Regions from separate parts of the Homo sapiens genome. Here region 1 is linked to region 2. A link is an interaction called in ENCODE POLR2A ChIA-PET data of the cell type or tissue named here. Cell type or tissue: HepG2. All regions are shown on one strand. Each heading gives the region's core, and the rest is flanking DNA. Links, peaks and the distances in the headings are about the cores only.

Evidence for each region. ChIA-PET counts read pairs that join two places held together with the same protein. Peaks named below come from ENCODE experiments on the same cell type or tissue, not always from the same donor. Only the 100,000 strongest peaks of a DNase experiment are listed, where the experiment ranks them.
Region 1: POLR2A ChIA-PET joins it to region 2 with 5 read pairs; 32 of 35 experiments call an interaction of 5 or more read pairs at or near these places.

The regions. Positions count from the first base shown.
Region 1 is chr4:39,640,266-39,647,542 of GRCh38, forward strand. It overlaps SMIM14-DT (SMIM14 divergent transcript), which reads left to right. Exons shown (of 6, transcript NR_183845.1): 2 at 1,429-1,527. Among named protein-coding and RNA genes, the nearest start is that of SMIM14-DT, 4.8 kb to the left of the region's middle. RefSeq lists an enhancer at 1,031-1,626. In HepG2, for the core only: no CTCF peak of the experiment used is centred there; DNase peaks (open chromatin) are centred at 2,836 and 3,046.
Region 2 is chr4:39,512,170-39,517,169 of GRCh38, forward strand. UGDH (UDP-glucose 6-dehydrogenase) reads right to left here. Exons shown (of 12, transcript NM_003359.4): 3 at 1,914-2,015. Among named protein-coding and RNA genes, the nearest start is that of UGDH, 13 kb to the right of the region's middle. RefSeq lists enhancers at 2,840-3,134, 2,982-3,126, 3,021-3,165 and cis regulatory regions at 3,049-3,059, 3,087-3,100. In HepG2, for the core only: no CTCF peak of the experiment used is centred there; a DNase peak (open chromatin) is centred at 2,982.

The DNA.
Region 1 (7,277 bases), core at 941-5,940, 130 kb after region 2:
CCTTCCCCAAATAAGTATCATTTACAAGAGCTTTTTAATTAAAGTGGATATTGAACACAGGTAAAGGTTTCTAGAAAATTAAAGGTTTCTGGTAAAACTTGAAGTGTTTCCCAGTTAACTAATTGCAAAGTAGATACAAAGAATAAAGATTTTGGCCCTTAATCTGCAACCTTGAACTCTGCTTACTCAAATTCAGAGTTTGAGATGGAATCTGGTGCCCTAATGAGCTGACACTGTACCAAAGGGTCTTTAATTTGTGCAACTCCAAACAAAATCTGTTATGCTTGAGTGCACCCATGGGCACGTATGTGTTTGAGAACACAGCTGTGTTTAAGAGAACAGTATGGTACAAAACTAGAATTGTACTGGTTGTTGCAAAATTCTCAGTACTTGGTTTTGTTGTTGTTGTTTTTGTTGTTGTTGTTTTTGTTTGTTTTTGAGATGGAGTCTTGCTCTGTTGCCCAGGCTGGAGTGCAGTGGCTCGATCTCGGCTCACTGCAAGCTCCGCCTCCTGGGTTCACGCCATTCTCCTACCTCAGCCTCCCGAGTAGCTGGGACTACAGGCACCCGCCGCCACCACGCCTGGCTAATTTTTTGTATTTTTAGTAGAGACGGGGTTTCACCATGTTAGCCAGGATGGTCTCAAGCTCCTGACCTCGTGATCCGCCCGTCTCGGCCTCCCAAAGTGCTGGGATTACAGGCGTGAGCCACCGCGCCTGGCCTTTTTTTTTTTTTTTTTGAGATAGGGTCTTGCTCTGTTGCACAGGCTGGAATGCAGTGGTGCAATCATAGCTCACTACAGCCTCAAACTCCTGGGCTGAAGTGATCCTCCCATTTTAGCCTCCTGAATAACTAAGACTACAGACACATGCCACCACAGTGAGCTACTTTTTTTTTTAATTTGTTATAGGATCTTGCTATATTGTTGAGACTGGTCTTGAACTCCTGGTCTGAAGTGATCCTCCTGTTTCAGCCTCCCAAAGTGTTGGGGTTACAGGCATGGGTCACTGTGCACACCCAGTACTTGCTTTATAAAGTAAATTACAGGAAAACCAAGATGTTAGGATTAGCCTGGCGAGGTGCTGTATGCCTGTAGTCCCAGCTACTCAGGAGGCAGAGACAGGAGAATTGCCTGAACCCAGGAGTTAGAGGCTTTGAATAGCCACTGCACTCCAACCTGGGCAACATAGCAATACCTTGTCTCAGAAACAAACAAACAAAAAAGATGTTGGGATCCTTGGTAGCCAGCCTCTAAGAGGACCCCCAGTGATTGTCACCGCTGGTGGTCTGCATCAACCCTTTGAATCAGGACTACTATGTTTTACCAATAGAATACAATTGAATGTGTGTGACTTCTGAGGTTAGGTCACAAAGACACTGATTGCAGCTTTCCCTCTCATTCTCTTTGATTGCTTGCCCTGGAGGAAGGCAGTCTCCACACCACTGTGCTCGAACAGCTCTATGAAGAGGCCTATGTGGAGAGGAGAAAAAGCCTCCACCAACAGCCAGCACCAACTTGCCAGCCATGTGAGTGAACTAACTTGATTGATCCTGCAGCCCTAATCAAGCATTCAGATGACTGCATCCCTGCCCAACATTTGATTGCAAGTTTTTGAGAGCTAGAATAGGCTAGCTCTTACCCACAGACACTGATATGGGATATTATATGCTTTTTTGTTCTGATCTTTAAGAGCAGTTTTTTCTCCCTTTTTTGTTGTTTGTTTTTGTTTTTGTTTTTGAGTCGGAGTTTTGCTCTTGTTGCCCAGGCTGGAGTGCAATGGTGTGATCTCAGCTCACCACAACCTCCGCCTCCCAGGTTCAAGCAATTCTCCTGCCTCAGCCTCCCCAGTAGCTGGGATTACAGGCATGTACCACCACGCCCGGCTAATTTTGTATTTTTTAGTAGGGACAGGGTTTCTCCATGTTGAGGCTGGTCTCAAACTCCTGACCTCAGGTGATCCACCCGCCTCGGCCCCACAAAGTGCTTGGATTGCAGGCATGAGCCACTGCGCCAGGCTGTTTTTTTTTTTTTTGAGTCTTGCTCTGTTGCCCAGGCTGGAGTGCAGTGGTGCAATCTTGGCTCACTGCAACCTCCGCCTCCTGGATTCAAACGATTTCCTGCCTCAGCCTCCCTAGTAGCCGGGATTACAGGTGCATACCACCACACCTGGCTAATTTTTGTATTTTTAGTAGAGATGGGGTTTCACCGTGTTGGCCACGCTGGTCTCGAACTCTTGATCTCAGGTGATCCGCCTGCCTTGGCCTCCCAAAGTGCTGGGATTACAGGCGTGAGCCACTGTGCCCGGCCCCTAAGTGCAGTTTTTCTAAACTAAACAATGGAAGAACTAAAAAGTGTGTAATTCTATGTGTAAAGAATAACATAGAATTCCTACCATACAACCGAGAGCATAGTAAACATTGAATAAATATTTGTTGAATGGACACAGAATTAAAAAAGAAACACCAATTGGAGAATTTGGAACAAATACTGATAGTTAAAGGAGAAATACCATAATATATGAAGGGCTCATACAAATCAATAGGGAAAATTAATGCCTGCCACACATGCATAGGTATAAAGTATGAACTGATGGTTCACACACACAAAGGAAATACAAATGTTTGACATTTGAAAATCTTCCATCTCACTAGTAATCAAAAAATGCAAATTAAAATGATTTTCTTTTTTGGCTACTACATTAAGGAAATATATTTATTTATTTACTTATTTTAGAGATGGGGTCTTGCTCTGTCACCCAGGCTGGAGTGCAGTGGCTATTCACAGATGTGACCACAGTGCATTGCAACCTTGAACTCCTGGTCTTAAGCAATCCTCCTACCTCAGCGTCCTGAGTAGCTGGGACTACTGGCATGTGCCACCCAGCCTTTTTTTTTCTTTTAATAGACAGGAGTCTCACTATGTTGGCCAGGCTGGTCTCCAACTCCTAGCCTCAAGGGAAGTGCAAACTACTGCACCAGGCCTGGACAACATGGTGAAACCTTGTCTCTACAAAAAAAAAAAAAAAAATTAACCAGACATTGTGGTGGTGCCTATAGTCCCAGCTACTCAGGAGGCTGAGGTGGGAGGGGATGGCTTGAGTCCAGGAGGTAGAGGTTGCAGTGAGTCAAGATTGCGCCACTGTATTCCAGCCTGGGCGATAGAGCCAGACTTTATCTCAAAAAATTTTTCTTTTTTTCATATTTGAAAATAGAGCTAGGGTCTCACTATGTTGCCTAGACTGGTCTCAAACTCCTGGGCTCAAGTGATCCCACCGCCTTGGCCTCTCAAAGTGCTGGGATTATAGGCATGAACCACCACACCCAGCCTATTTTATTCTTTTTGATGATATTATAAATGGAATTGCTTGTTTTTTGTTTTTGAGACAGAGTCTCGCTCTGTCACCCAGGCTGGAGTGCTATGACACTATCTCAGCTCACTGCAACCTCTACCTCCCAGGTTCAATCAATTCTCATGCCTCAGCCTCCTGAGTACCTGGGACTACAGGTGCGCACCACCACCCCGGCTAATTTTTGTAATTTTAGTGGAGACAGGGTTTCACTATGGGCTTGAACACCAAGGTCTTGAACTCCTGGCCTCAAGTAATCCGCCCACGTCCACCTCCCAAAGTGTGGGATTACAGGCATTGAGCCACATCACCTGGTCACTTTCTTAATTTCCTTTTCAGAGTGTTCATTGTTAGTATGTAGAAATGCAGGCGATTTTTGAGTATTGCTTTTGTAGCCTGCAACTTGGCTGAATTTATTAGTTCTAAATTTTTTTTGGTGGATTAGTAGTAGGATCACACCAATGACTAGCCACTGCACTCCAACCTGGGCAACATAGCAAAACTCTGTCTCCTTAAAAAAAAAAAATCATTAAATAATTTGAAATTACAAATACCCTACAGCATATGGAGAAATGTTATGGACATATTGTTAAGGGGAAAAATGATACAACTTGCACACTATGACTACATCTGGGTAAAAAATATTTTGCAGGCGGGTGCGGTGGCTCATGCCTGTAATCCCAGCACTTTGGGAGGCCAAGGTAGGTGGATCACCTGAGGTCGGGAGTTCGAGACCAGCCTTACCAACATGGAGAAACCCCATCTCTACTAAAAATACAAAATTAGCCAAGCGTGGTGGCACATGCCTGTAATCCCAGCTACTCGGTAGGCTGAGGCAGGAGAATTACTTGAACCCGTGAGGCAGAATGGTGAGCTGAGATTGCACCACTGCACTCCAGCCTGGGCGACACAGCAAGACGCTGTCTCAAAAAAAAAAAAATGTATATATATATATGTATGTGTGTGTGTGTATATATATACACTATATATATATATACATTATATATATACATATTTTGCAGATGGATAAATGCTAAAGAAGGCAAGTGAAAATCGGTAATGAGATACATCTTCATTTTATCATGTTTTGGATTTTTTTTGTTTTGGTTTGGTTTTTTTATTTTTTTTGAGACAGGGTCTCACTCTATCACCAGGCTGGAGTGCAGTGGCTCAATCTCAGCTCACTGCAACCTCCACCTGCCAGGTTCAAGCGATTCTGCTGCCTCAGCCTCCCAAGTAGCTGGGACTACAGGCGTGCGCCACCACACCCAGCTAATTTTTTGTATTTTTAGTAGAGGCAGGGTTTCACCATGTTGTCCAGGATGGTCTGATCTCCTGACCTCGTGATCCGCCCATCTCGGCCTCCCAAAGTGCTGGGATTACAGGCATGAGCCACCGCGCCAGGCCAGTTTTTTTTTTTAAACTTTAAAGTTTGGGAGTACATGTGAAGGTTTGTTACATAGGAAACACATGTTACAGAGGTTTATTGTACATATTATTTAATCACCCAGGTTTTTTTGTTTGTTTTGGTTTTGGTTTTTTTTTTTGAGATGGAGTCTCACTCTGTCACACAGGCTGGAGTGCAGTGGTGCGATCTTGGCTTACTGCAACCTATGCTTCCTGGGTTCAAGCAATTCTCCTGCCTTAGCCAACCAGGTAGCTGGGATTACAGGTGTGCGCCACCATGCCTGGCTAATTTTTTTTGTATTTTTAGTAGAGACAGGGTTTCACCAGGCTGGTCTCGAACTCCTGACCTCAGGTGATCCGCCTGCCTCAGCCTCCCAAAATGCTGGGATTACAGGCGTGAGCCACCACGCCTGGCTCATCACCCAGATATTAAGTCTGGTACCCAATAGTTATCTTTTCTGATCCTCTCCCTCCTCCCACCCTCCCCTTGGAATTTTAAAAATATTTCAGTTGCTGAACTATAGTTGGAACTTAGCATATTAAGAATTATTGTGTTTTTAATAGTAATATTCTAAGGTATTGGTTATCATTCTTAAAATTAATCCCGTCTGTTCCAAAGAGTATATGAGACTGATGTTTTATCTCAGACCTAAAGGATTTTTGTTGTTGTTGTTTAGAGATGGAATCTTATTATGTTGTTCAGGCTGGACTCAAACTCCTGACCTCAGGTTATCTGCTCATCTTGGCCCCCCAAAGTGCTGGGACTACAGGCATGAGCCACTGCACCCGGCCACAAGATTTTATACATTCATTTTTTTTGCTGTATAGTAATAGACAATATTGTTTATCAACCTTTTAGAAAGTAATAAAATTAAACTAAACCAGTAATAGAATAATTTTCAAGCTTTTTTATAATAGAAATTGAAGGGCCAGGCGCGGTGGCTCACGCCTGTAATCCCAGCACTTTGGGAGGCCGAGGCAGGCAGATCACAAGGTCAAGAGAGGGAGACCATCCTGGCCAACATGGTGAAACTCGTCTCTACTGAAAATACAAAAATTAGCTAGGTGTGGTGACGGGCATCTATAGTCCCAGCTACTCGGGAGGCTGAAGCAAGAGAATCGCTTGAACCCAGGAGGCGGAGGTTGCAGTGAGCAGAGATCACACCACTGCACTCCAGCCTGGTGACAGTGAGAGTCCATCTCAAAAAAAAAAAAAGAAAGAAAGATAACATAATCTTTAAATTTTTGCCTTTTATAGCCATATCCCTAATTTCCTTATTTTATTTTATTTTTTATTTTTATATAAGAGAGACAGGGCCTCACTATGTTGCCCAGACTGGTCTCGAATTCGTAGGCTCAAGCAATCCTCCCTCCTCAGCCCCACAAAGTGCTGGGATTACAGGCATAAACCACCTTGCCCAGCTCCAGATCCCTAATTTCTACCTCTTTTATTTAAACTAAATCTTATTGCTCAGACTTTCCCTCCATTACACATTAATGGACCTGAACCTAAACAGTCGTTTGTAGACCACTGAACAAGCTTGGAAACAGTCATCAACTCAGTGGTGATAAGCACCCCAATCACCCTGATTATGGTCTCTGAAGATGATTTCCCACTGAACTCCTTGCAAGCTTAGGGAAGGAAATGTTCCACATGGGCCCAAAACATTTTGTTATACCATGAAGCTATCAAAGCTATCAAGATCATGTTAAAAGGACATAAGGTCCAACTTGAAGCGTCTCACATTGACCAATGATATGTCAATTTGAGAATCAAAAAGCAGAATAACTTTTGGCCAGGCTTGGTGGCTCACGCCTGTAATCTCAACACTTTGGGAGGCTGAGGCAGAAGAATTGCTTCAGTCCAGAAGTTCAAGACTAGCCTGGGCAACATAGTGAGACTCCATCTCTACCAAAGAATACAAAAATTAGCCAGGTGTGATGGTGTGCTCCTGTAGTCCCAGCACTTTCGGAGGCTGAGGTGGGAGTATTGCTTGAACCCAGGAGTTGAAGGCTGCAGTGAGCTGTTTTTTTTTTTTTTTTTTGGGACGGGGTTTCGCTCTTTGTTGCCCAGGCTGGAGTGCAATGGCGCAATCTCGGCTCACCGCAGCCTCCGCCTCCTGGGTTCAAGTGATTCTTCTGCCTCAGCCTCCCTAGTAGCTGGGATTACAGGCATGCGCCACCATGCCCAGCTAATTTTGTATTTTTAGTGGAGACGGGGTTTCTCCATGTTGGTCAGGCTGGTCTCGAACTCCCGACCTCAGGTCATCTGCCCGCCTCGGCCTCCCAAAGTGCTGGGATTACAGGCACAAGCCACTGCGCCTGGCCTGCAGTGAGCTATTATCACACCACTGCACTCCAGCTTGGGCGACAGAGTGAGGCCCTGTTTAAAAAAAAAAAAAAAAAAAAAAAGACATGAGATTTTTCAGGTTTAAAAAAAAAAAGCAGACAAAATAATTTTTTTGGATTGCAACATATCTTATATATTAAACTCTGTGTGTTCCTAATATTAAAACATTTCAA
Region 2 (5,000 bases), core at 1-5,000:
GTTATAATGCTCTGACAAAAATGAAAGTGCTCTGAAAAGTCTAAAACTTAAAGGGAATAGGAATTATTTTTGAACTAATAGTAAGTAGTACTAACTCTCTTCTCTTGATGAGATTATAACCCAATGGGAGACTAAATAAAGGAATCAAGTGAAAATAAATCAAAACTTGAAGATTGAGTTGAGGTGTGAAAAGCAGGAGGAAAAAGTTGTTTACATGCATGGAACAACTTAGGGCAAGAGTTACATGTAATGGTGTACGGAAAGGCAAAGACAGCTCATGATGTAGGGTGAAACTGGCTAGAGATGGGAGATGATCAGACAGCTTCCCCTGGTAAAGGAGCTTTGAAAACAACAGTTGAAAACTGATTGCTACAAAATAATTCCTGTCTGGCATTCAAAAACAGATTATTTTTAAATGTCCTTTCTGCAGAAAATTATTCTATTACCATTCTAGGCTCTGGTCACCTAAAAATTAGACTAAGTAACTCATTGATTTTTTCCAGGTACCTAGCTACTCCAAAATATTTTCTTATTTTTTTATGCCTCCACTCTAACTTTCTGCAAGTTTAAATAGGGGATGGGTAGGTAAGTCATAAAAGCTGCATCAATTTCTCTGAAGTGATTAAGGAGGTCAAAAAGAAGAGACTGAATTTTTTTTTTTTTTTTTTTTTGAGACAGGGTCTCCTTCTGTCACCTAGGCTGGAGTGCAAGGTACAATAATGGCTCATTGCAGCCTCAACCTCCAGGGTTCAATCAATCCTCCCACCTCAGTCTCCCAAGTAGTCAGGACTACAGACATACAGCACCACGGCCAGCTAAGTAGAGACAGGGTTTCACCATGTTGCCCACGCTGGTCTCAAATTCCTATGCTCAAGCGATCCGCCTGCCTTGGCCTCCCAAAGTGCTGGGATTACAAGCATGAGCCATCATGCCCAGCTCGTAAAGATCTTAAGTCATATAACACCCTCACTCAGCTTCCAACTGGTGATAGCTATATCATTACATACAGAATATTTGAGTAGATGGTTACTAGGACAGCAAGATGTAAGTTGCTTTGGTTCAAATAGTGGTTTACTAGAGTTTAATCTCAAGTGTTGGTTCTGTTTTTTTCATTATAAAGGTAGGACAGTTCAGCCACATTATGAGGTAAAGGTGTCTGTTGGTTAGCCTGATAATCTAACCAACATATGCCAAGTTACAAACAATTAATGTAAAATTCATTTAGAGAGGAGATGCCTGTAAGTTTGCAAACTGATTTTCTTCATCTCACCTCTGCCAACCACTGGAAACAAGAAATAATGAAATAAATATGAAATATACTATCATCACATGTGCTCTCATGTTACCAGCATTTCCTAGTTCTTTTTTTTTTTTTTTTTTTTTTTTGAGACAGAGTCTCACTCTATCACCAGGCTGGAGTGCAGTGGCGCGATCTCGGCTCACTGCAACCTCTGCCTCCTTGGTTCAAGCGATTCTCCTGCCTCAGCCTCTTGAGTAGCTGGGACTGCGGGTGCACACCACCACGCCCAGCTAATTTTTGTATTCTTAGTAGAGACGGGGTTTCACCATGTTGGCCAGGATGGTCTCAATCTCTTGACCTTGTGATCTGCCCACCTTGGCCTCCCACAATGCTGGGATTACAGGCGTGAGCCACCGCACCCGCCCATTTCCTAGTTCTAAATCTCAAATTAGAACTTTGAGTTTACTTGTTCAATGACTTGTAATGACATATTTGACTAGATGATTACGGGGTTTTGTGAACTGTCAGACAAAGTGACAACCAAAATTCACCGGACAACTCTATACTAAGCAATGTTGAGGCTTAATACCAATGGATTTACTATTAAAGTATGATGAAACTTTTATATAGACAAGAATACATTAAAATTCACACAACAAAGGAAAATACTTACAGAAATAAATACAAGATCAGCTTCTTTGATGGCATCATCAATATTGGTAGAAAAAAAAAGATTTTTTCCTCGACAGGATTCTACCACTTCTTTTAGTCCTGGCTAAAAAGAAAAAAGAAAAGGAATTGTACATATAGCTTGCCAGTGATATGAGATAACCTAATAGTATAGAATTACATTTGTTAAAGGGCATGGTAATATTGTAATTTAAAGGTCTAGGTTGTGCTCAAATTACCTTTGTAGACAAGTTAAGGATCATATACCAAAGGCCATAAGTGCACATCTCATTTTTTAAATAGGGACAGGGTCTCACTCTGTCACCCAGGCTGGAGTGCAGTGGTGCAATCTCAGCTCACTGCAGCCTCCGCCTCCTGGGCTCAAATGATCCTCCCATCTCAGCCTCCCAAGTAGCTAGGACCACAGGAGCCATGAGGCCTGGCTAATTTTTGTATCTTTTTTTGGCAGAGATGGGGTTTTGGGGTTTCACTGGGTTGTCCAGGCTGGTCTCACATTCCTGGGCTCAAACAATCCTCCCATCTCAGCTTCCCAAAGTGCTGGGATTATAGGAGTGAGCCACCATGCCCAGCCCATTTATTTTATTTTATTTTATTTTTTTTTGAGACAGAGCCTCTTTCTGTCACCCAGGCTGGAGTGCAGTGGTATGATCTCGGCTCACTGCGACTTCCGTCTCCTGGGTTCAAGCAGTTCTCCTGCCTCAGCCTCCCAAGTAGCTGGGATTACAGGCATGCACCACCACACTGGGCTAATTTTGTATTTTTAGTAGAGATGGGGTTTCACCATGTTGGCTAGGATGGTCTTGAACTCCTGACCTCAGGTAATCCACCTGCCTTGGCCTCCCAAAGTTCTGGGATTACACGCACAAGCCACCACACCTGGCCTATTTTATTTTTTCATACAGGGTTTCGCTCTGTTCCCCAGGCTGGAGTGCAGTTGCGTAACAGCTCACTACAACCTTGACCTCCCAGGCTCAGGCAATCCTCCCTGCTCCTCCTCCTAAAGTGCTGGGATTATAGGAGTAAGTTACCACGCCCTGCCTCATAAGTACACTTAAGTAAATAAAGTAAAATGGAAATTGCCATTAAACTTGCTACAATCAGAAGAGCAGCTCATTTAATGCTTTGTCATTGTTTACCATGTGACTAACTCATAAGAGTTAACCATTAACTATGAGTATCAACACAATTTTCAGAAAATTCAAGGTCTTCTGTGATTTCAAGCAAATATATGATTTTGCATTGTCATTATGAATGCACATTTTTACTCCCAATAATTCAGGCCATAGAACTGGCTGTGAAAGTCAATTTACTCCATATATGCTTAAATAAATATAAATTTTTCTATATGCTTAAATAAATATAAATTTTTCTAAGTCCTATTGCAAGGAACCCTTTTATTTAAAAAAAAAATCCCAGTTTAACAGGAGATATATTTATGTTAAGAATATGGAGGGGTATAAAACCACTTAACAAATATTCTTATAAAAAAAAAATCAAGCCTAAATCTGATTGGACCTGTACCTTTAGATCTAACTACCAATTTACATTAAATAAAGAATAAGTTGAAAAACTCCAAGGAACTGAACCAGCAAAATCTAGACTGAAAAATTTCTTTTTTTTGAGACAGTCTTGCTCTGTCACCCTGGCTGGAGTGCAGTGGCACCATCTCGTCTCACTGCAACATCCACCTACCAGGTTCAAGTGATTCTCGTGCCGCAAACTCCCAAGCAGCTGGGATTACAGGCGCACACCACCATACCTGGCTAATTTTTGTATTTTTGGTAGAGACGGGGTTTTTCCATGTTGGCCAGGCTGGTCTCGAACTCCTGGCCTTAAGCGATCCACCCGCCTCAGCCTCCGAAAGTGCTGGGATTACAGGCATGAGCCACTGTGCCTGGCCTAGACTGTGATAATTTCTAGCCAATAAACAAACTGGTTTCTTCAACCAATAGATACTGGTTGAAGCACAACTATTGTGGGCTACCAGCCTGGGCAACATGGCGAAACCCCATTTCTACTAAAAAAATTTTAAAAAATAGCTGGGCATGGTGGCGCTTGCCTGTAGTCCCAACTATTCAGGAGGCTGAGGTGGGAGGATCACCTGAGCCCAGGAGGCGGAGGTTGCAGTGAGCCAAGATCGGGCCACTGCACTCCAGCCTGGGCCACAGAGCAAGGCCCTGTCTCAAAGAAAAACAAAATTATCTTTTAGAGATACATGATAAAGTATTTATGGATGAAATTATAAATAATCAGCATGGTGGTAGTTGGGAAGGAGGACTGGCCACGTAGATAACTGTTGAAACAAGATGATGGGCACACGGAGATTCATTGTACTGTTATCTTTAATTACATGCTTGAAATCTTCCACAACAAAAAGCAAAAAGAAAACATACCTAAACCACTGAAGCTCACTCTTAGGGGAGAAACTTCAAACAATATCCATCCATAATATTATGGATGTTTAGAAAACTATGTCTATAGCAAAGTGAAAGCCCTTCAGGGGCCATAGGTCTGGCATTACATATAGAGGCAACTCCCTTTTCTCCAATGGTTCCGAGGTCTCTTAACATAAGTAATTGGAGGATGTGAAAAATGTACATATGAATTTCCATTAGTTTGATTAAAATAACAGGACAAGCAAGATATATGAACCACTACAACCATGAATATGATGTCACCAATCACAGTAATGGGTTTCCTTGGTTATTTTGGCTAGATTCTAGAAAATGAGGGAAAAGTTTTATAGAGTCAGGATTTGCAGAGAATAAAATTTAATTCAGTCCTGTGTATAATCTCCTAATATTTAAAGTTACTAAAATCAGAGCAATGCAGAATTCATATACATATAATAAAACCTCAAAATGAAGACTTACATAATTATATTAAAGCCAAAACTGATGCAGAAGCAGTTAATAATATAGGTTCTATCTGTTATTAGGTTCATTATGTAATTATCATAATTGGTATTTAGAATTTATATGGTACTTTTATTAGAAGAACTCAAATCCTTTCACAGGGTAAAATTATCCTCAGTAAAATAAAAATTTTACCCAGAAAAAAAGCAAAGCAA